Linked DNA regions of Mus musculus: regions 2, 3 and 4 are each linked to region 1. Evidence: chromatin loops called from intact Hi-C (ENCODE). Cell type or tissue: left cerebral cortex. All regions are shown on one strand. Each heading gives the region's core, and the rest is flanking DNA. Links, peaks and the distances in the headings are about the cores only. Region 1 overlaps Rs1 (retinoschisis (X-linked, juvenile) 1 (human)). Region 2 holds the start of Phka2 (phosphorylase kinase alpha 2). Region 3 has its middle 100 kb from the start of Phka2. Region 4 overlaps Phka2 (phosphorylase kinase alpha 2).

What was found. A loop is a pair of places that touch in the nucleus more often than their neighbours do. Peaks named below come from ENCODE experiments on the same cell type or tissue, not always from the same donor. Only the 100,000 strongest peaks of a DNase experiment are listed, where the experiment ranks them.
Region 2: it touches region 1 in a loop (2.2-fold over the local background); 5 of 42 quality-filtered maps call a loop at or near these places.
Region 3: it touches region 1 in a loop (6-fold over the local background); 4 of 42 quality-filtered maps call a loop at or near these places.
Region 4: a loop joins it to region 1, with 3 times the contacts of the local background. A loop is called at or near these places in 7 of 42 quality-filtered maps.

The regions. Positions count from the first base shown.
Region 1 is chrX:160,769,549-160,775,130 of GRCm38, forward strand. All of the region lies in intron 1 of Rs1 (retinoschisis (X-linked, juvenile) 1 (human)), which reads left to right. Among named protein-coding and RNA genes, the nearest start is that of Rs1, 4.3 kb to the left of the region's middle. In left cerebral cortex, for the core only: no CTCF peak of the experiment used is centred there; DNase peaks (open chromatin) are centred at 2,895, 3,716 and 3,980; H3K27ac peaks cover 1,450 bases.
Region 2 is chrX:160,499,446-160,505,027 of GRCm38, forward strand. Phka2 (phosphorylase kinase alpha 2) reads left to right here and starts at 2,717. Exons shown (of 33, transcript NM_172783.4): 1 at 2,717-3,459. The coding sequence starts at 3,382. It overlaps Gm15241 (a long non-coding RNA gene), which reads right to left and starts at 373. Exons shown (of 4, transcript XR_387097.4): 1 at 340-373. In left cerebral cortex, for the core only: a CTCF peak has its summit at 3,166; DNase peaks (open chromatin) are centred at 2,728, 2,931, 3,763 and 4,763; H3K4me3 peaks cover 2,186 bases; H3K27ac peaks cover 1,504 bases.
Region 3 is chrX:160,601,025-160,606,606 of GRCm38, forward strand. No RefSeq gene overlaps it. Among named protein-coding and RNA genes, the nearest start is that of Phka2, 100 kb to the left of the region's middle. In left cerebral cortex, for the core only: no CTCF peak of the experiment used is centred there; DNase peaks (open chromatin) are centred at 3,110 and 3,371; H3K27ac peaks cover 2,665 bases.
Region 4 is chrX:160,586,718-160,591,717 of GRCm38, forward strand. Phka2 (phosphorylase kinase alpha 2) reads left to right here. Exons shown (of 33, transcript NM_172783.4): 30 at 62-232; 31 at 2,248-2,301; 32 at 3,451-3,651; 33 at 4,222-5,000. The coding sequence ends at 4,392. Among named protein-coding and RNA genes, the nearest start is that of Phka2, 87 kb to the left of the region's middle. In left cerebral cortex, for the core only: a CTCF peak has its summit at 2,972 (motif pointing right); DNase peaks (open chromatin) are centred at 2,044, 3,590, 4,251 and 4,586; H3K27ac peaks cover 3,542 bases.

The sequences.
Region 1 (5,582 bases), core at 260-5,259:
AAAATCTCAAGGTCATACGGCAAACACAAAGAAACAGGTTTTTTTTTCTTTTTTTTCTTTTTTTTTTTTTATACATATTTGTTTTATTTATTTATTTATTATATGTACGTACACTGTAGCTGTCTTCAGACACTCCAGAAGAGGGCATCAGATCTCGTTACGGATGGTTGTGAGCCACCATGTGGTTGCTGGGATTTGAACTTCAGACCTTCGGAAGAGCAGTCGGGTGCTCTTACCCACTGAGCCATCTCACCAGCCCCAGGTTTTTTTTTTCTTAGTTGTTATTATTATTGTTATTCTTTTGAGACAGGATCCCACACTGAAACTCAGGCTAGCCTTCAATTTCCTATGGATTTGACCTCATAGCAGTCAGCCAGTTTCCACCTTCTGAGTGCTAAGATTTCAAGCCTGAGCCACCACACCCAATTCCTAAGATATGTTTTTAAGCAAGGTTATTGGCATTACACCTTAACCCTTTGCAATGACGTGTCAGGAATTTGCACCTTTTTTTTTTTTCCAGTTGTCAGGCCTGGCAATGGAGCCCAGGGCCCTGTGCTTGCTAAACGATGGCTCTACCCCTAAGTTATATATACCCAGCTTATCCCAGGATCTTTCTCAGACTTTCTGATGTTTGCTATCGATGTTGCTTCTCTTTGGTTCCTTGCTCTTTTCTCACAAAAAGATCTAAGCAAGAACCCTTGTCTGGAGTCAGAGAGATAGCTTAGTCTGGAAAGTGCTTATAGCTTACACACAGAAACTTGAGTTCGATCCCCAGAACTTTTCTTGTTTAAAAAACAAACAAACAAACAAACAAAAACTAGGCATGACAGCTGGAGAGGTGGCTTCGCAATTAACAGCACTTGTTAAAGAGGACCTCAGCTTGGTTCCCAGGGCTCTATAACTCCAGTTCCAGGGCCTCAGACAGCCTCCTGTAGCCTCTTCATGCATCAGACATGGTCCATATGCATGCAGGTCAAACACTCATACACATTAAATGAAAAATAAAAGTCTAAAAAAAGGTCAAACATAGTGATGCATGCTATAATCCCAGTGCTAGGGAGGCAAATGTCTGGACCTTGTCGGTCGGCCAGTCAGTCAGCCAGCCAGTCAGTCTAGCCTAGCATAGCCTACTAGGTGTGCTCCAGCCCAATGAGAGACCTTGTCTCTAAAAAAAAGGGTAGAAAGAAAAGACAAAATGGATGTCTCCTGAGGAATGATACCCACGGATACCCACAATTGTCCTCTGGTCTCCGTGTGCAATACAAACCCATGTCTGAATATTTGCAACAGGGTAAACATTAGAGTTTGATGTTCAGAATTAGACTAGATTCCCTCATCTAGTAAAGCTGTGCTTTGGCCCTCCCATCTGTCTTATTTTTCTACTGGTGTGCTAAGGCACCATGACCAAGGCAACTTAGAGAAGAAGAAACAGTTTATTGAGGGTTTATAGTTATAGAGGGTAAGGCAAGGACTTGGTAGCAGGCAGGCAGGCAGGCATGGTACTGGTGTAGTAGCTGGGAGCTTGTATCTTGAGACACGGTTACAAAGCTGAGAGATAGCTAAGTGGGCCTGGTGTGAGCTTTTGAAACCTCAAAGCTGTCCCCAGTGAAATGCCTCCATCAACAAGGCCACACCTAACCCTTCCCAAACAGTTCTACCAACTGGGAACCAAGCATTCATATGAGCCTCAGGGGAGCAGTCTCATTCAAGTAAGTACTCAGTACACTGCCCCATGGGCAGAAGTCCTCTAAACGGTTACTAATGTGTGTGTGTATATCCCTCACCATACTTAGAAGGAAACAAGCCATCCCAAAATGGATAGCATGACTCAGAAAGTTCCTGTGTACTTCACCCAGAGCAAATGTGGATACGGTGGGAAACAGAGGACAGTGATAGGACACAAAGGCTGTGCTGTCTCAGTTTCTAGTTCAGATGGAGACATAAACCAACACACATAGGAAAGATACACTCCACTGGACAGTGGGAGCCCATGCACAAAGGTTCTTTGGCTCATTTAGTCTATGCTGTTTCTATTCTTCGATGACAGCAGTTTCTTATTATTGGGAAATAAGATCAGTAGATGAGCTTTGTTTCTGCCCTGGGTGAGAGTTTATTTAGGAACACACATGTGATCACACTAAGACAACCACTGATGGCCTAGAACAAAGTCAGAGCACTGTGCGTTGTGGATCTTAGGCCATTCATGATGATTAAAGCATCCATCCTATTAAAATGTGTTAGTCCATTTTTGGGGTTATGTTTACTATACAAAGGTGGAAGGGGTTATCTGGCCCCATCTTACAGGTAACTGTGTCCCTTTTGTGGATATAAAAACCATCAGATACTGCAATTTTATTTTTGTAAAAAGCAACTGTTTTTTTTTAAGACTTATTTTATTTTTGATTATGTGTCTGAGGGAGCAGTATGCACATCTGCATGCAGGTGCCTGTGGAAGCCTGTGGAGACATCAGATCACCTGAAGCTGGAGTTTCAGGCAGTTTTATGCCACCAGACACTGGTGCTGAGAATAGAGTCTCCTGCAAAAGCAGTATATTTTATTAATCTGTGAGCCATCTCTCCAGCCAAAAGCAACCTTTAAAAGCTGTGGTTTATGTGCCATTTAATTCATCCACTTAGAGGGTACACTTCAATAGTTTTTTTTAAAAATATGCTTACAGATCTGTGGGCACATATGATCCAATTTTAGAACCCTTTTAGCACTACAGATATTAAATACTTACTCCCTATTCTCCCCAGCCCCCAGCTCCAGTCCCTGGCATCCACAAATCCCCTTCCTGCCATCTATAGATTCACCTCTTCTAGACTTTACACTGAAATGGTATTACACAACATGTGGTCTTTTGTCTTTTGCTTGCCGTGTGTCTGTGAGGTTCATCTGTGTTGAGCATGAAAGGATAACAGATTTACCCATGAATATGCCTGTCGCCTAAAATAGCAACACTTTCACACTAGAAGCAATTTCCTTCTTTCTTCTTCCCAAGAGGGACATTATTGCAGCCTGCTAGTTTTCTCCTGTGTCTTTTTTCGTGTTTCTCAAGTAGATGAAGGGACTGGTTACTTTTATTTTTTTAATCATTCATACTTTTATACTTTTCTCCCCTGCTTTGTCAGTTTCCTAAATGAGTGAATACTGTATTTGGTGATCCCCAATCAGAAAGACCAAAATAATTTAAAATAATCTCGTCTCTATATCACTAAGGTATCCTTTTCCACTTGGGCCATGCAGAGAAATAAGCATGCCTTGATTGACCCCACCCCACCCCAACCCCCAGTGGTGACAAGGACCTCCCCAGCGGCTCAACCATTTGAATAAAAAGGACACTTGAGCCCATTTTGCACAAATCTAAGATGAGCAAGTGGCAGTGTCACCTGTAAACATGTGCCTGGAGCACGGAACGACCTGAGTAGGCAGAAAAAGGTGGAAGTAATTTATGATTTTTCTTTTAAAGGTTGCCATTTCCCCCACCTTTCTCACTTTCCAACAATATTATATTCTGGTGTGATATGTTGTAGACAAAAAAAGCTTTAAGCTTTTATTCCCCAGTTGTTTTGGTGATTAAATCATTTTGGGGGAACTGCAACAGTGACTCTCATTCACTGCTCCCTTGGTGACAGTGTTTTTTTTCTGTAAAAAGCGCCTGCTGTTCCCTCTGTCTCTGCTCATTTTCATAGGAATCTGGCACCTTAGAATCCCAGGCTGCCTGCAGTCAAATGCTTGCTAGGGAGGGGAGCCAGTGGGTGGGGGAACCTGCAAGAAATCAACTCCAAATTTAATAGGACTAAGCTCCTACACCATGCCTGATTAGCAGCTAGGTCTCATCCTTACCCCTCCAGGAATAAGGAAGGTTGCAGAAGTCCCTGAAAGGTATTTGCTGAGCCTCTTGTGAACCGTGGGTTGGCTCACCTGAACTTTAGTAGATATTCTTTAGCGACATATTTGGGCTTTGGTCCTCTCTCTTTTATCTCTCCACAAAAGTCTTGGCAAACTGATGTTTATGCAACCAGTAAGGCCTCTGGGGCTGAGGGGGTGGGAAGCCAGTGGGTGGCGGAACCTGCAAGAAATCCGCCCCAAATTTAAGGAAGCATAGGAATAAGCTCCTACCCTATGTCTGCCTTGTGGCTAGGTCCTTAGTTCATTGTCTCTTAGGTATCCCAGATTCTCTTGAGAGTAGAAGGTGGAACATAGTACCTCCTGATTAACAAATCCGAGAGGTGCTAATCTCATGAATTCTCCCGGACTATGGTTATATATAGCTCAGTGATCTCATGTAGCTTAGGCTGGCTGGAAGCTAGTTTTGAGCTCACTATGAAGCAAAGGATGACCCTGAACTTCTTGGTTTTCCTGCTTTCATCTTCCAAGTGCTGCGATTACAAGAATGAATGCTGCCATGTCTAGTTCATGTGGTGCTAGGGATCAACCCTGAGGCTTTGTGCATGTTAAGACAAGCACTCTACTAACTGAGCTCTAGCTCTAGCCCTGACCCTGACTCAAAAGAATAGGGGGGGAGGAAGGAAGGAAGGAAGGAAGGAAGGGAGGGAGGGAGGGAGGGAGGGAGGGAGGGAGGGAGGGAGGAAGGATGTTGAGAACAAAAGCCAAGGCCAACAGGTGAGTTGGGATTAGGAAAAGTCCTTTTCATAGCAAAGGGGATGTGGAAGAAGAGAAGTTGACAGGTAAGTAGGGAAATTTGAGACAAAGAAAAAAGAAAAAAATCTGTGGACCAGGGCATGGCAAGAAACGCAGAGAGCAAATGTTCATAAAGAGAGGTGGGCAGGAGGCAGACCATGGTCTCAAGACTCATCAGAGAGATAAGGCAATATCCTGAGGAGCACCCATCTGAGGGGCGTTGAGCAAGTGGGTTTCATTTCTCTGCATTCACAGATGGAGGATAGATGTGTGCAACTATCTTTAGCAGTGAGGCATGCTGGGTAGTGCTAAGAGCGGGCGGGGTCTGTGGAATGGAGAGGAGAAACCACTCCTTATTACCACGTCATTTTACTTTTGATTATCTTCATTGTGATTTAGTGTTCTAGTTTGTGAATTTATCACTATGTATCTTGCCTCTTGACGGTCACACAAGTACTTCCAGTTGAAGAGTAGGCATTACAAGGTCTGCTTCCATGAATATTCTAGGGCACATTTTTATTCCAGGAAAAAATATATGAAAGCATTTCTAATTATGAATGGAATTGGTGGTTTATGGGGAACACATATGCTCAGCCTTGGAATAAATTACCAAAACCAAAGAGGCTAGACTCCCTTCTACCGATCAACAGAAGCATATAAGAGTTGGCACTGTTCTCTACTCTACCAACTTGTGGTTGGGTCCTGTTTAGAATAATAAGAGGCATCTACATGTAGAGCTCTAGGAAGCCATTCAATGCAGGATCTAAACCTTGGCTTTAGCAATGTCTGTGCGGTACTTGGAGTAAGCTAAGCTCTCAAAGAAAACCAAGATTTATCGGAATGGTGGACACTGAAAGTAGACAGGAAAGGCTGACAATACCTAGTGTGCAGTGTGCAGATGGAAGGGCAGTGCTGGGGAGAATCCATTGCATTTGGA
Region 2 (5,582 bases), core at 583-5,582, 270 kb before region 1:
AAATTCCAGGGGATCTGACAGCCTCTTCTGACTTCCACAGGCACCAGACACGAACACAGTAGACATACATACATGCAGGCAAAATACTCATGTGCATAAAAAAGATTTTTTTTAAAAAAGGAACAAAATTGGGTCAAAAATTCTTAGGAATATATTCATTTATTTCTCACCTCAGTTTCCAGATATAACATCAAGAAATCAGAGCATATAAAATTTAAATATATATTCATATGGAATATTGTATTATTCAGGGTTTTACTGCTGTGAACAGACACCATGACCAAAGCAAATCTTATAAAAAAAAAAAAAACAAACAACATTTAATTGGGGTTGGCTTACAGGTTCAGAGGTTCAGTCCATTATTATCAAGGTGGGAGTGTGGCAGCATCCAGGCAGGCATGGCCCAGGCAGAGCTGAGAATTCTATGTCTTCATCCAAAGGCTGCTAGTGGAAGACTGACTTCCAGGCACCTAGGGTGAGAGTATTAAGCCCACACCCACAATGACACACCTACTCCAACCAGGTCACACCTATTTCAACAAGGCCACACCTCCAAATGGTGCCACCCCCTGGTCCAAGAATATACAAACTATCACAAATATATAGCCTTTAAAATAATATTTTATTAATTATTTGAGAATTCCATATAGTGTATTTTTATCATGTTTACCTAGATAGCTATATAGCCTTGTAACCCTGGCTGGCTTGCCTCAAATTCAGGACCTTCCTGATTCAGTATCCACAAAGATGGGATTACAAGTATCGCCATTCCTGGCTTTAAAATATATGCTTTTAAAATATATTTAATAGATACGTTCTTCACTATGAAGAAACCCTTATAGTCCCTGGTATGTCCTCTCCTTGACTCTCAATCTTATATAGCTGCAAGAAGTTGGAGCAGAGACAAATTTAACATTCTTTTACACTATGGTAATGGGAAAGTAAAATGATTCCAGGTCATCTAAACTAAATTATTACAGAAATAGTTTAATTTGGTTAACTGGTTAGTTTTTTCAAGTTGATTAAGAATGGACCCTCCCAATTCAGAGACAGGGTACTTTAGGTTCAAAAGACATGATATTTCCACTTTGCATGCTGTCCTCTAAGACAGAGTCTTAAGCTTCCAATGAGAACACAAGCCATCCTAAAAATAAGCAATGATGCCACCTTTTAAATACAGAAGAATATATGAAATCTCCAGGAAAGGTACATAGAAAGATTACTAAAGGGATTCAATTATGGTAATTGAATGCTTAATCTTACTCCCTAGGCCACAGCAACTCCTACATGGAAGTACATTGTGCACTGTTTCATAACTTCAGTGCCATTATTAAAACAAATAATGAGTTGAGAAAAGAATGGTAAGAAGATATGAGGGGAACTGCCCAATGTAAAACATATACATGCACCAAGGCTTGAAAAGAATGTTGAAAAGTACTCGAGCTGGGTGTGGTGGCACGTACTCAGAATCCCAACACTTTGGATGCCGAGGAAAGAAGTATTGCTGTGAGTTTGAGGAATAGTCTTGGATACATAATATAGTTGAGAGCAGCCTAGGCTACATGACAAGACTCTGTCTCAGAGAAAAAGTATGTGGGCTGATAGGGGTTGGGTGCTTTAGTTAAAGACTAACTATAAGGGGAGTCAAATAAGCAGGACTCATTTTCAGTCCATCAACATTGAGCCCTAGACACATGTACAATCAACTCTGTGCCAGGTGTGGTGGGAGATACCAAGCTATTTCATAAGCATCTCATAATCCAGTTAGAAAAGTATGCCTCAGTTAAAATGTAAACAATACACTATTTCCAAATGGTGCTGAAAATAGCTCTGGTTTAAGTGCCACTCTGAGTCAAGTATGTGCTACACGCACTTGACCTTGTCACATTACAAGGCATGAGGTTTACCCCAACAGATAAAAACAGTAAAAGTCAAACAACTGAAACAGTAACACAAATGTCTATATAAATCAGAAATGGAATAAAGTGCAGTTCGAACTGACTCGTTGCCCCATCTTTACTGAGGAAACTGCTATAGGAATCCAGAAAATTGGAAACGCTAATGAGTGGGCTGACCTAGTCTTTAAGGCAAAGGTAAGTTTTAGACAATGAAATGGGTCAAAGTGGAGAATAACAAAGTGCTTGTGGAAGCAATTACATTAGAACAGCTGCCCAGTCAAATTTATTTGTGGGCCAGATTTTGATGGACAATGAAGACAGGATCAAAGAATGCGGCCTGTGGTTAGCAACCTTGACAACTAATGGGATGCCAAATTTCAAAATATACTATTATAAATGAACTGCAAAATTCTCCCAGGAGCTAAGGCCAGGAGCCACGGGTACCAGGAGTGTATGTGGAGGACAGTACTCAGGCCTCCCTTTCTTGCTTTCAGTGCTGAGCTCCACTATGGGGACTCTGTCCTCAGGTGAGGCCCAGGACAGGGCGGGGCTATGACGGCCGGTCATCCGAAGGATGCCCAGGCGGCCCAGCCTCTTTCTAGTCTCCGGTGGGTTTGGCGGCTCCGCTCAGGAGACCTTGTCATTGCCGACCCAGAAAGCCGACTTGTTCTCTGCTTCCATCCAAGTTCTCCATACTCCTGCGGGCTGCCCCATTTTCCTTCCTGGTCAGGCCATGACAAGGAGGGCTCCAAACCCCACGGAGGAGGCGGACTGGGGGCGGAGCTGCGAGCAGATCGGTACCGCCCCCCCAACGCGTTCCTTCCGGGCGGGACTGCACGGGTTCCGCTTCTTGGTTCGGGCCGGCGTGAGGGGTGGCCTCCGTACCCCGGGGGCCGCGACCGAAGGACTCTGCTCCTTTAGCCTCAGCCGCGGTTGGAAGCAGGTTGAGGTAGGAGCAAAGTCAATAAAAAAAACTGAATTTCCGTTAAGAGCCCAGCTCCCCGCCGCTCCCAGCGGCCTTCCTCTGTAGACCCTCTCCCTTTAGGCGGAGACTTGGAGAGTCCGCCCCACGAGGGGGGCGGAGCCTAGTAAAGCTTAGGTGAGCTCCCAAGCAACCCGGAGCCGCCTCCCAAAACAGAGGGGTACCGCCAAGGCCTTTCTCCAGCCTAGTGCCCAGTCTAGGTTCTGTCGAGCATGGTGGTGGGACTAGAAACCCTCGGGGCAGCTGCTGACCGGGAGGAAGCCGGGCCGCGATAGCGCCACCCCCGTCTCCTCCCCCGCACCGCCCAGCGGCGCGACACTCTGGTTGGCTCGCCTTGCAAGTCATACTTTGGGTCTCTCAGTTTGAAAACTCTTCCTCTCGGCCCCCTTTGAAGAAACTCATTGACGCTGAATGTTTTGAGGACCAGGTCAGCTTGGAGGCGGCAACTTTGGCGGACACCAGCGGGCAGGTCCAGCTCCGTGGCCCATGAGCTTGGGCGAGATGCGGAGCAGGAGCAATTCTGGGGTCCGCCTGGACGGGTACGCGAGGCTGGTGCAGCAAACCATCCTGTGTTACCAGGTAAACAGAGAGCAGCCCAGAGAACGGTGGAAACTGCCCACTGATATAACTCATTCTCCCCAAGGCCTCTGTCACTCATGAGAGCTTGCATTTATTTAAGAGGTTTCCGACTTTAATCCAGTCCTTTGCTAGCCAGTTATCACCCTACTCCCTTATCGCTATTTTATTCACTTTACTCACAAGTCAGGCATTCTGGCTTTTGAACAGTTGCTGCGGCTGCTTTGCAGAATTCTGGGACCTTTTTTTTTCTCTCCTCTTCCTCCTCCCTTCCTCTTTTTCCCCCCATCGGGACACCCCCCTCGAGGTCCTTCCTTACTGCCTCTTTTGGATGAAAGAAGTCTGTTAGGTTGGACAGAGCACACTGAAGGAGAACAGTGAACTAACTCTACTCTGGGAACAGTAGGCAGGAGTGAAAAACTCCCAAGGCTTGCATCTGACCAGAGTGTGGGCAACTGTTACTGCCCCTCCCTTGTTAGAAATCCCCCTGAGAGGACCCTATGACCACTCTGGTTGCTGCTTTACAGCCAACAAAACTTCTGGGCACAGAGCATCAGCATCAAGGGGTCCTGTGAAACTGTGCATATAATCTCAGGTATGAATACGCCTGCTATGCTTCCTGCTTGGCAAAAGTTATGTGTGAGTGCCCAATGTAAGACCACTGAGCTATTTTTGTTCAGAGCAAAGACATCAGCTATATTGCTTGCCTTCAGTTGGCAGCAGCTATTTTTAGGGCTTTGAGAGTCAGAGAAGGAAGTAGCAGTTGGTGGTCATTTCCAAACCATTAACCTTTTTTTTTTCTTCTTAGCTAATTCCTTGACCTCTCACTCAGGAAGAATTTATTGTGTATCTTTTCTATGCAAGGCATCATACAAACTACATAAAATGAATAAATGGTACTGCCAGTGGTGTGACTTAGTGGTAGTTTACCTGGTAGTCTCAAGGCCCTGGATTGGATTGCAGCACTGTAAAAGAAAAAAAAAAATGTTCATAGCACAATACGGTGAATTTTATGAATAACGTAAAATAAGTTCAGTGTTTCTTGTTTGAAACACGTTGGGGCCAAATGTGGCTTGTAAGCTAGAAACGTCTTGATTTTAAAAATCATATGCATACTCTATAAGCATACTCTAATAGCCAGAGTAGTCCAGGCAGTACCCCTTAGTTACAGCCACTATTATTTCTCCATTGGAATATGAATGTTCACACTAAGCAATAAGTAAAGACTATAAAAAGAGTTTCACATTAGATCAGCTTGTCTTTGCCACCAAAAGAAATTTCTGCAAATGTAGGAGAAACATTTCCATATGTTAATGGCTCTGAGGATTGCTCATAAAGGAATGCAGGGTTTATTTGAGGAAAATACTCCCTCCCCCATCCCTCCCCCCTACTGCCAAACCATAGATGGCAAGGAAGGAGTTCTGCACGACATGGCATTCCAGTGGAGAGTTGAAGAGGGGCTAAGCAGAGATAGAGGTTACTCTTTGCTTTTATTCTTAAAATGTAATTACAAGTATAAAACGTAAAAGTCCCAGTTGAAAATGTTTCTACCCATTACTATGATAGAAAGAGCTGTAAAGAGAACTGTAAAGAGTCCAAGCTAACCTAGAACTCACTATGTAGACCAAGCTGGCCTCAACGTGACCTGCTTTAGCCTCATGCGTGTTGGGATTAAAGGTGTACACCATTATACCCAGAGCTTTCTGTTTATCTTTTCTGAGTTAACACCTTCAACCGTAGAATGGGAATTGGTTATTATTTTTAAAAAAACGAATGTCTAGTGTACTCTCCTTGGGCACATTATGTGCAACCACTATGCAGTGGGTGCTTTTGTTACAGACCACATGCTCCTCAGTCCTTTCCTGACCATCCTGACCCATGATGCTCCCATTCCTGGAAGGCTTGATACTGCTGCTAATTGTTTTCTGGTCTTTGGACATAATTCTGTGTTCCATTGATGTAGTCAGATGCCAAGTGCAGAGATTTAGTGCTTCTTTCTTATTCATCAAGCAAGGTCTCAGGCTCGTTATAGTATCCTTCAATCCTTGTTGAAAAACACTACTTCCTATGAGTTCTGTGGCACCTTAGGGGCACATATGTTGGTCCAGGCTTGCCTTTGCTCAGGA
Region 3 (5,582 bases), core at 270-5,269, 170 kb before region 1:
CTCCCTGAGGAAGGGCAGTCATAGGGAACATTCCAGAAGGTTAGCCAGTAGCATGCACCTTGAAGGGCAGAAGTGGAAATGGGCAGAAACAGTCTGGAACAGAGGACTGACTCAGAGGAGGCCCAGTCCTGTGAGGTGTTTGCCTGGAAAAGAGGGGGCAGCAAAGCTGCAGCTTTATACATGGCACACAAATACCACACCCCATACTCTAAAGCCAGCCTGGGAGTTGGCAGTTCTGTTTGTGGATGGGCAGTCAAGAGCACAGGGTCTTGTCATGGCTCATAATCCCAGCGTGCCCAGCAAGGCTTTTTTTTCGGGCCTCCAAAACACACGAGGTCAGAGAGTCCTGGCTCCATGCCCAGAGTTATACTGAGAGCATTTCTCCAAGTTCCCCAGCTTTCAAGATGTGGAACAACAGCCTACTAAGGTCCTCTCAAAGGACCCACCTGAAGGTCCAAAGAAAAGCAGATAGTGTTTTAGAAACAGCCAAAGCTGGTAACCAGAGTCTCAGATGTAATACAGACACAGTCACCCTAGATACCTTGACCCGAGGTGCCTTTGGCACAGCTTTAAGGGAGCCAGCATTTAGTTTCTGATACAGACCCCAGCTGCAACTGCTCCCTGAACCCCCAATCCTGTCTTCATCAGCAGACAGAATTTCAACCACCTCCTGCTTAGAGTACCTCTGAGTATACATAGTCTCTTGGTGCCTCAGTTTCCTCCTCTCTGAAATATATGGTGATTATACAATCTATCTTTGTGTGTTAAGTCTAGAGGTCAGCAAGACATGAATGCATGCAACAATGAATGCTTAACAATCTTACACTGTTCATGTTGGCCTATGGCAGAAGTTCAAGAGCCAGTTGTAGCTGTCACTCCCTAGCTCCATGCTGGATCTTGCAAGCAAGGCTGCACTCTGAAGGACAGGCCAGGATGATTCCAAAAAAATGAAATTTGCATTCAGACAGGTGACCTTTGCACTGTGCCTATGAATAGTGACTCAGCTTTCCTAGGGTGTTTTCTCAGTATACAAAGCTGATGATCATTTGTATCAATAGAAAGCTTTGGCAGGTCTTACACAGCAGCTAGTAGAGAGAAATACAGTGTGAGACGTTGAACTCTGAGGGCCCCCAAGCTAGCTTGCCTGGTGTGAGGCCAATTTAAGCATCTGCTGTGAACACCTAGAGTGGCTAAGGCCCTGACCTGTGTTCCATTCTAAACACTCCACTCTACCCCTGCAGCCAGGGCAGGGCATGGCACTGGAGAAGGGAGGCACATCCTAACCCCTGCTTGTAGCTTTAACTGACATGCTTTCTTCCTCTTGACACTTGGCACCTAAGGGCCTGTTATTGCAAAGTGGCCCTGCTTTCCTCGAGAGAAATAGGGGTGCTCTTAGATGGGAGAGTGGGGACGAGAAGAAGAAGTGGGTAAAGTGCTTTGCAATCAAGCATGAGAACCTGTGTGTGGATTCCAGGGCCCATGTAAAGCACAAGTCTCTGGAATCCAAGTCCTTCGACAATGAAATGGGAGACAGATAAGGGAATTCCAGAAGATGGGAGGAGAAAGACAGCCAACCCAAATCACTGTGGCCAAATTTATTAAATGATTAAATAAGCATTCTTATTCATGTACAAGGGCTGCCTCCCCCTAAGGTGAGGTTCAAGAAGTCAGCATTGGACATAGGGAATATAAGGGTTTTATAGCTCAGGGGTAGGGGGTTTCCAAATGGAGGACTTAGTGGGCAAACAGGGTTATAGAAGCAGAACATAAGCATGACAAGTTAGTCATAACTTCCTGAAACAACATGTTTGTGAGATGGACATAACTTTTTCAAACAAACGCATGATCATCATTCCTAGAACAGGCAGTTCAGAGCCATTTGTAGTTACAGGTGGGGCATAGCCTAATCCTTAAGAAACAGAGGTTTAATCATTAACAGAAATAGTTTGTCTTATAGCTTTCAAGCCTAATATGGAAGCAGGATTGTTCATCAAGATAGCCTGATGTAGGCAGCAGTGAATAACAAAAAACACCCTGACTCAAACAAGGTGGGAAGCTGGGGCTAACACCAGGGTTGTCTTTTGTCCTTCACATTGTGCCCCATAGCACAGGTGTCTGCACTCACACAAACATGCACACATACACACACATTCTCTCTCTCTCTCTCTCTCTCTCTCTCTCTCTCTCTCTCTCTCTCTCTCTCTCTCCCCCCTCTCTCTCTCTCTCTCTCTCTCTCTCTCTCTCTCTCTCTCTCTCTCTCATCATATATACGGGGTGGGGGTGAAGAATGCAGGAGTGAATCTGAAATTTGTTGGGAAGGAAGAAGGCTGAGGAAGCAGATCTCATCTTTTCTCTGAGCCACTGGACACCCTCAGAACACATGGAGTGGGGTGCTAGACTCAGCTTCCAGGGCCACCTGCAACTATGGGAGAATGAGGTCACGGACATGCAGTAGACAGAGCTGCTTTTCCTCAAGGCTCTGTCCCCACACCACAACCTTGGTGCCCAGTGCCACCCAATGCCAGCAGTGCTACAGAGCACAAGCTCCAGACCAAGCCCTGCATGCTGCCACCTTCAGCTCCACAGTGACTGGCTCCATGATCGCACCTCTGCTTCCTGAGGTTGTTGCAAGAGACAAACATATTAATATTTGTATAGTGCATGGATATCACTTGGCACATAATAAATTGCTTAATAAATATTAAATTTTATAATATAGGTAGGGGTAAGGCTCCTGGAACCTAACATTCAAAGAATTCCTTTTAGAGATAGCCCCAAATGCCTTCTCTCTGTTCCACTCTTGGCAGCCAGCTCCTGCTGCCTCTGAAACACTCTAATAGCTGCATAAGAGAGTGAAAGGTCCACTCTAGATTTGTAAAATGATACCCTTCCCAAGCAGGAGCCCTTGTGTCTTCCACTGCAATGGCAAAGTGCCTGTGAAGTGGATGGGACAGGGTTTGTTTTTCATTTTCTGTCCACTGTCACCAAGCCCATGTGTGGAACCACCCCCAAGCTCATCAGGCAGCCTCGGGGTTCCCTCCACCCTCGCTTGCAGGAGCGTTGACTCAACCCTGTTTCTTTCTCTCAATTGATCACTCCAAACACCCACACTGGGTGCTTGTGAATCTCAACTCTACATGGAGGGGAAGCCCCAGCAGTACAGGCACCCTGTGAGCACATGCTTTTCCAGCACCTTTGGGGGTGCTGCCCCTCACTAAGCCCCCCTGTAGAGACTATCCACTATGCCATGTGACCAATAGAACTGGCAGAAAACCATTTCCAGTGTCCTCTCCCCCTCTCTCCCTGGGAGACATTTTAACTGGCAACAGTGGGGGGTGAGGGCCGGGTGCCTCTGGGGCTCACCGAGGCAGTGGCAGATCTAGGCTATAATTAAACCAGACTGTGAACATATTGTTCATGGAAACCTTAGCAGAACATGAGTCATGTTGGCAAAGTGAATCACACGGCCTCAGAGTTTCCATTTATACTTGCTGAATTGGGGGACTTTATGCCTCAGTTCAGGATTACTGTCCCCTATTTGTTCTCTTTCAGTGACAAAGGCTCAAAGATGGACATTGCTAAGGGGCACTTGAACAGCCAGGAAGAGCACTGAGACTGGGGCTTAGCAGACACTTAACTGAGACACTTAACATTTCCTCATTTCCCGGGATTCCTCCCTGGGGTGGATGGCACCCTAGGCTTGCCAGAGACAGAAAAATAAAAATAAAACAGAGGGAAATATGGCCATTTTGGTGATTATAATATATGCAACTGGTTTTTTTAAACATAAATTTGGAAAAAGAGGAGAATATTGAGGTTCTGGGCTCAGATGGCTTAAATGAAGTCTCATGAATAGCTTTTGGGCAATCCAGAGACCAAGACAGGTATCACATGTAGCCTCCAACATCTACCTAACCTTCCTGGGTCTCTATTTTGTCCTCAGTGAACCAGGAGCAATGACAATAGCCTTTTCCTCACAGGATGGCTAGAAAATGTTAGTGAGTGATGGGAAGGCTGAGAACGGTGCACAGAGGACAAGCTGAGGGTCTGCTGCTTTTCATCATTTGACATCAATGTCACCAGCCTTTCAGTGACATCACTGAACACCAAGGGAGCTTTGCAGAAAACCATGGTCAGGAGACTGGGCATAGGTGACATTCCCAGGGGAGGAAAGCTACCAGGGCCTTCCCTGCACCCTAGTTAGTCAGTTTTGCTATGAGCAAGGAAACATACATTCCATCACACACGTTAGCATCAAGCCTGAGCGAGACTCCTTCATGCATTCCCATGGTACTCTGCTACACAGGCATTCTGAGAAAAGGGAACAGCTCTCTCCCTTGAGATTTGCAGGGTAGGGTCTAAAGCAAATAGTGATGAGTGGGGAGTTGTCTGCCACTTTGGGTCATGCCAGGCTATGGACTAAGAGTCCCTACAGCCATGACAAAGCCACCCTCATCACTCAACATATTGGAGGCACTTCTAGTTCTAACACTGTCACTTCATTTGGGTCCCTCCAGAGGTGGGGACTGTTCCAATGACAGATTCCCTGGAAGCCATTTCATATACTCAGACCCAACATGCAAGGGACCTCAAAGAAATGAGAGCCCTGCCCTAATGAGGGGCTGCTTTATCATCCTCTGTTTCCTATGCTGTGGACAGTTTTTATTGGCCCAAGCTTCAAGTGATGAATTAACTTCTCCTCTTGTAATTTATTAATTGGAGATGAACATAATATCCAAATGAAGTTTCCATTTGGTGTGGGGTAAATGGTGTTCCCAAGCTGAGGGAGCTGGGATTCTTGCCAAGAACAAAGAACGGTGACATTTTCATTGGCCCAAGATAATCTTATTTGGAGCTCCAAGGACATTCTCTGAAAGGCTTATGGCAATATCTGACAGGCTTCCTTTAAGATAACCTCCATCGAAGTAGTTCAGGGACCCCAGGAAGGGAGTCATGTGGCAGTGTAGGGATGTCCTCTGATCTCACCATAGGATATTCTTACATAAAGACATCTCATACATGTATTCTTCTGGAGAGGAAGGATGCTAGGGACAAAGCCTAGAACACAGTTCCAAGGTAGACTACCTACTCTGACAATCCAGACTCCACTTCATGGTGACATTAGAGGTTCCCCCAGAATTGTCACCTTTTTAACCCTCTAGACACAGACGCTAAAGTTCTGCCCTTGGCCTAAGAAGCCCCAAGTCCCAGGCTAGGAAAACACATTCCTAAGACAGGAAGTCCAGGACCCTCCTAAGGGACCACCTGAAGAAAACAGCCAACTGCCTAACAATTCTTCCTTACCAGTCATGTGGGTCCACTGAACACTGGCAGTCAGTTATTTCTACAGTATATGCTTAGTACCTACTACTATGCTGTGATGGTTTGTATATCCTTGGACCAGGAAGTGGCACCATCTGGAGGTGTGGCCTTGTTGGAATAGGTGTGACCTGGTTGGAATGGGTGTGTCACTGTGGGTGTGGGCATAAGATCCTCACCCTAGTTGCCTGGAAGTCAGTCTTCCACTAGCAGCCTTTGGATGAAGACATAGAACTCTCAGCTCCTCCTATGCCATCCCTGCA
Region 4 (5,000 bases), core at 1-5,000, 180 kb before region 1:
AAGTGGCCAGCTTTTCTCCAGGGCACCTGCTACTGAAGGCCATATGGTATCTGTTTTGCAGAGGTCCAGCACCCCATCCTCCCCGACAGGCACATCATCTACAGACTCTGGAGGACAGCACCTGGGCTGGGGAGAACAGCAGGGCCAGTGGCTGCGCCGGAGAAGGTTGGATGGGGCCATTAACAGGGTCCCCGTGGGATTCTACCAGAAAGTGTGGAAGATCCTTCAGAAGGTGAGGTGGGTGCTGAGGAGACATAGACTCTCGGGAAAATGAGCCTGACCCTGTCTACCTTCAGGAGGCACAGTGGCCCTACCAAGTACCAGGCAGCAGATGGCTATAGAACATGTATCTCCAACCTTGAATGGCTCAGCCTAGAGCAAAGTCTCTCTGCCTTGGCACTGTGGCATCTAGGGCTAGGTGGCTCTACTATAGTACTGTCTTGTGCACTGTTGTATAGGAGGCAGTGTCTACCTACTGGTTGTCAGTAGCATCTCCTCTTCCAGACATGACACCAAAAATAACTTCAAACATTGCCAAATGGCCCTGCAAGGCATGACAAAATAGCATTCCTGTTTGTGTGCAACCAACTTTGACATAGTTTAGGATCATAGAAAACTAAAGATAGACAAAAACCAGAGAGGGCAGGGAAGAGTTTGAGCAAAAATGCCACAGAGAACCTGCAGCATGAACTGGATCTGTATTGGCTAGCTACCACACAGACAGCTTCTCAAGCTGTCAGCGCGAGGCTGACAGACATGATGCGTGAGTCATTCAGGGCATGATGGAGCCCCTTCTACTTGATAAGTGTTCTAGGGTACAAAGAAACAAAATATTATAGCCTGGTCCCAGAATCCGTGTGCCCTGAAGATACACACTCCCTCCTGCCCTGGAATAACTGTGTTTCCACAGCTGGAAGATAGAGACCCTAGGGCCCCCCCCAATCCCGTAACCAGCTGCCCACTGCTCCCATCGCAGTGGAATAGCACTGTGCTTCCCATCTGCCTAGGGACTGTTAACATTGCATTGGAGTTTGGAGTTTGAAACTGACAGGAAATGACACATCCATGGCCAGCAATGCACCACACACCTGAGTGCAGGAGGCCCTGTCTAAAACACTTGCTGCTAAAGTGGGGGCAGCGTGGGAAGGCAGCGCCACTTTGTTCTCAACACCCCACAATCCCATCTTCCCCCACATTCCTACTCCAGAGTATTCACACCACTCCCAAGGCCCCCACCAGGGCTTGACCTGCCTCCCCCATGGAGGGACAATGTGCCTCATTTAAAAGCTTTGCAAAGCAAGACAAATTTCTTTTTTTCTCTGAACCATTCCTTTTTAGCTCATTTCACAGTAGGAGAGAACTGCAGTAATCCTGAATGAGAACATATTCCACCTCATTTGTGAAGCCACAGCTCGATGTCTTCTTTCTGTAGCAAGTGCCCAGGGCCAGTCACAGGGCTTCAGGGCCTATGCTCTGTGAACCAAGGCCTTGCGCAAGATGGCTGCCTGTAGAGGCCCCAGGTCCACCCTTCTAGACTCGTAAGGAGCCCTTGAACCAGGCAGCATGAAGGCAGGGCAGCTGCTGCCAACTGGAGGGTAAAAGGTGGCCGATTAGAACAGGCCCAACTATTCCTCGAAATTCTCCTCAGTCTTTCTGGGGCACCATACATTTCCGGCCAGGCTTCTGCTGGCCCAATACCAACATGCTTTTATTATGAAAAAGCAGCATTTTATATTGCACCCTGTTGGTATTTATATACATGGGTGTGCGTGTGTGCGTGTGCATGTGCTCCAGCCTTTTGTGATTGGTGCTTATTATAGAAATCTCGAAAATAGACGGCTGCAAAGGCACAGGAGCATTACTTCACCATGACAATCTCTCTTCATTGTGGGACCAAAGGGGCTCTGGCAGGCACCAGGGTCCAGTTGCCAAGTGCAATGCAGAGCCTCTTGGGAGGAGGACACAGCAGCTCCCTAGGACACTGTTCCTGCACCAATCTGAAAGATGCCTGCTGCTTTCCCTAGAATTGTTCCATCGAAAACACAGCCTGTGGGCAGTGAGAACAGCGCTCTAAAAATAACTCTGACAGTCTGGCATGTTCCAACCCTCATGCAGATTTCCAGGGCAAGGAAAGTGTGTGTGTGTGTGTGTGTGTGTGTGTGTGTGTGTGTGTGTGTGTGTGTGAGTGTGTGAGCAAGCACACACTTGTGTTGGAATCTGACTGAAATGTCTGTGTTCTGCTTCTAGTGCCATGGCCTGTCCATCGATGGTTACGTCCTCCCATCCTCGACAACCCAAGAGGTAAAGTGAGAAGACCCAGAGAGCAGCCCAGCCCGGGCTCACCTCGTGGCTGATTCTGCATATGCCTTTTAGCATTACTCTATGGACTAGGCCGTCTGTAGTTCTGATCACTTTAACTGTCTTACCCTCAAATTGTGCAAAATTCCTTTCTTGTTACCTTTCCCTCTCATTCCCCTGAGCAATAGCATTTATAAACTCTCTGGGCCCTTAGAAGCCCACCCAAAGCCTGTCAGGCATGCACTAGAGCCAGTCAAGGCCCCTTCAAGCACCAGCAGCCTTGCCTTTGCTTTCCCTGCCCTCCGTGTGCTCTGGGTTATCTTTAGCCTTTCAAGCAGGAGGCACCACACCAGGCACTTCAGGCAGTCTTTTAAAAAACAGATTTTGTTTTGTTTTGTTTTCTTTTTTTTTTAATTTTACCCTGCCCAAGATACCATTCTTTTTTTAAAAAAATATTTATTTGTTTATTTATTTTATGTATATGAGTATACTGTAGCTGTACAGATGGTTGTGAGCCTGCATGTGGTTGTTGGGAATTGAATTTTGAGGAACTCTGCTTATTCCGGTCATCCCCGCTCACTCTAGTCAACTTTGCTCACTCAGTCCCTGCTTGCTCTGGTCCAAAGATGTATTTATTATTATACATAAGTACGCTGTAGCTGACTTCAGACACACCAGAAGAGGGCGTCAGATCTCATTACAGATGGTTGTGAACCACCATGTGGTTGCTGGGAATTGAACTCAGGACCTTCGGAAGAGCAGTCAGTGCTCTTAACCACTGAGCCATCTCTCTACCTGCCATTTTTTTTAAAAAGATTCTGCCCTGAATGGCTGTGTTCCTTTTGTAAACCTGCCATCTGCCAGCCTGGTACCATTCTTTATACCACAGGGAATTTCTTTAAGAAATAAGAAATAGCCCCTGCTCCCTAAAAGTCACTGTCAAAAGACAGACAAAAAGAACTAGAACAAGCTCAGCTGGCCCTCAGGGAAAAGCAGTCATCCTTTGTTCCAGAGGGCTGCTGCTATAAAGTCAAGACAGTGGCCAGGAGGAAGGTAGCCTTTAGCTGAGCTCCAAAGGTGCTAGGGCAGCATTGATGATAGGGCTCTGTCTGGCCCATCTTTCACACTGGCAACCTGCTGATCATTTGGTAGATGACCCCTTGTGAGATCAAGTTTGCCGTCCATGTGGAGTCAGTGCTCAACCGTGTGTCCCAGCCTGAGTATCGGCAGCTACTGGTAGAAGCCATCATGGTACTGACTCTGCTCTCAGATACCGAAATGGACAGTATCGGGGGCATCATCCATGTGGACCAGATAGTGCAGCTGGCCAATCAGCTGTTCCTGCAGGACCAGGTGGGTGTAACTGGGCCAAAGGCGGGGTAGTCGGTTTGGTTGCTAGTTCTCCCTGTACATGCTGGAGATAGTGTCTAATTGGAAGGCATATACTCAAACCAAGAAAATGTCATCACAGATGGTAAAAAAAAAAAAAAAAAAAAAAAAGAAAAGAAAAGAAAAAAATGTCAACCATTTGGTTAGGAAATGGCGAAGTTGGCCACTTGGGAAATCTAACAACCTTTAAGGAAGCTGGTCTTTGTTGCTGTAGGTTTTATTCCAGACATTACATACCTGGTTTTGGGTAAACTACTTACCGTGCACACAAAATTGAGTGGGGCAAAGAAGCTGTCATAAGAATCGGTACTGAGCAGCAAAAGGAGGCCTGTGAAAACACAGTATCCACAGTGGCCACTTTACCATGCATTCTGTGTCATTGTCATCATGTCACCTGCCTTGTGCTGTGAGGCCTAGCCTCCAGCTCCCAGCCTCCCCTGTAACCCAGCTGACACCACTTCCAACATGCAGAGTCCTTTGTGACAGAAAAAGAGAGGTCCCACTCATTTTTTTTCCTGCTTTTTCTGGCTGCAGGTGTCATTTGGAACCACAGACATCCTGGAAAAAGACCAAGCCACAGGAATTTGCCACCTCTTTTATGACAGTGCTCCTAGTGGGGCTTATGGTACAATGACCTACCTAACAAAAGCGGTCGCTTCTCATTTGCAGGAACTGCTGCCCAGTTCAGGCTGCCAGATGCAGTAGGGCCTTACCCATAAACATGTCCACCCTCTGAATCTGTCATTTGTAGACTCATTGGGAACGTTCTTCTGCCTTCCCCCTCGAGCCCCTGTTCTGTCACAAAAAGCATGTCCCACCAGAAAGCTTCGCAGGGAGAGATGACAGCACTCAGGCTGAAAGCAGGATGTGTTTAAGCCACAGCTAATGCTGATGAACCCGCTGCTCCCCTGAGAAGCACCCTGGGATCATTTTCTAGGTTCATTTCACTGGAACATTTGTCACAGCATCTGCTCTCATGGACTCCAAAAAGGAACTAGAAATTGGTCTCTTCTGAGTGCAGAGTGAACAGAGAAGCAGCTTAAATTGGCTCTCACCAAGAGTTACAGAAATAGGTTCGATGAACTAGTGACACATCTTGAAGGTGAAAAGATCCTTCCAGCAACAATAGCTAGGCAGGCAGACCCTGACAGGGGCACATCTTAACAGAATGACGTCTGTCTGAACCAAGCTGTTCACCAAGCAGAATAAGTCTGTCTTTCTGGAAGTTTTTTCAGTGCCCTAGTCTACTCTGGTCATGTAATTCTTCATTGCCAAAATGGACTAAATTTGCCCTAGTTAACTTTGACTTATAC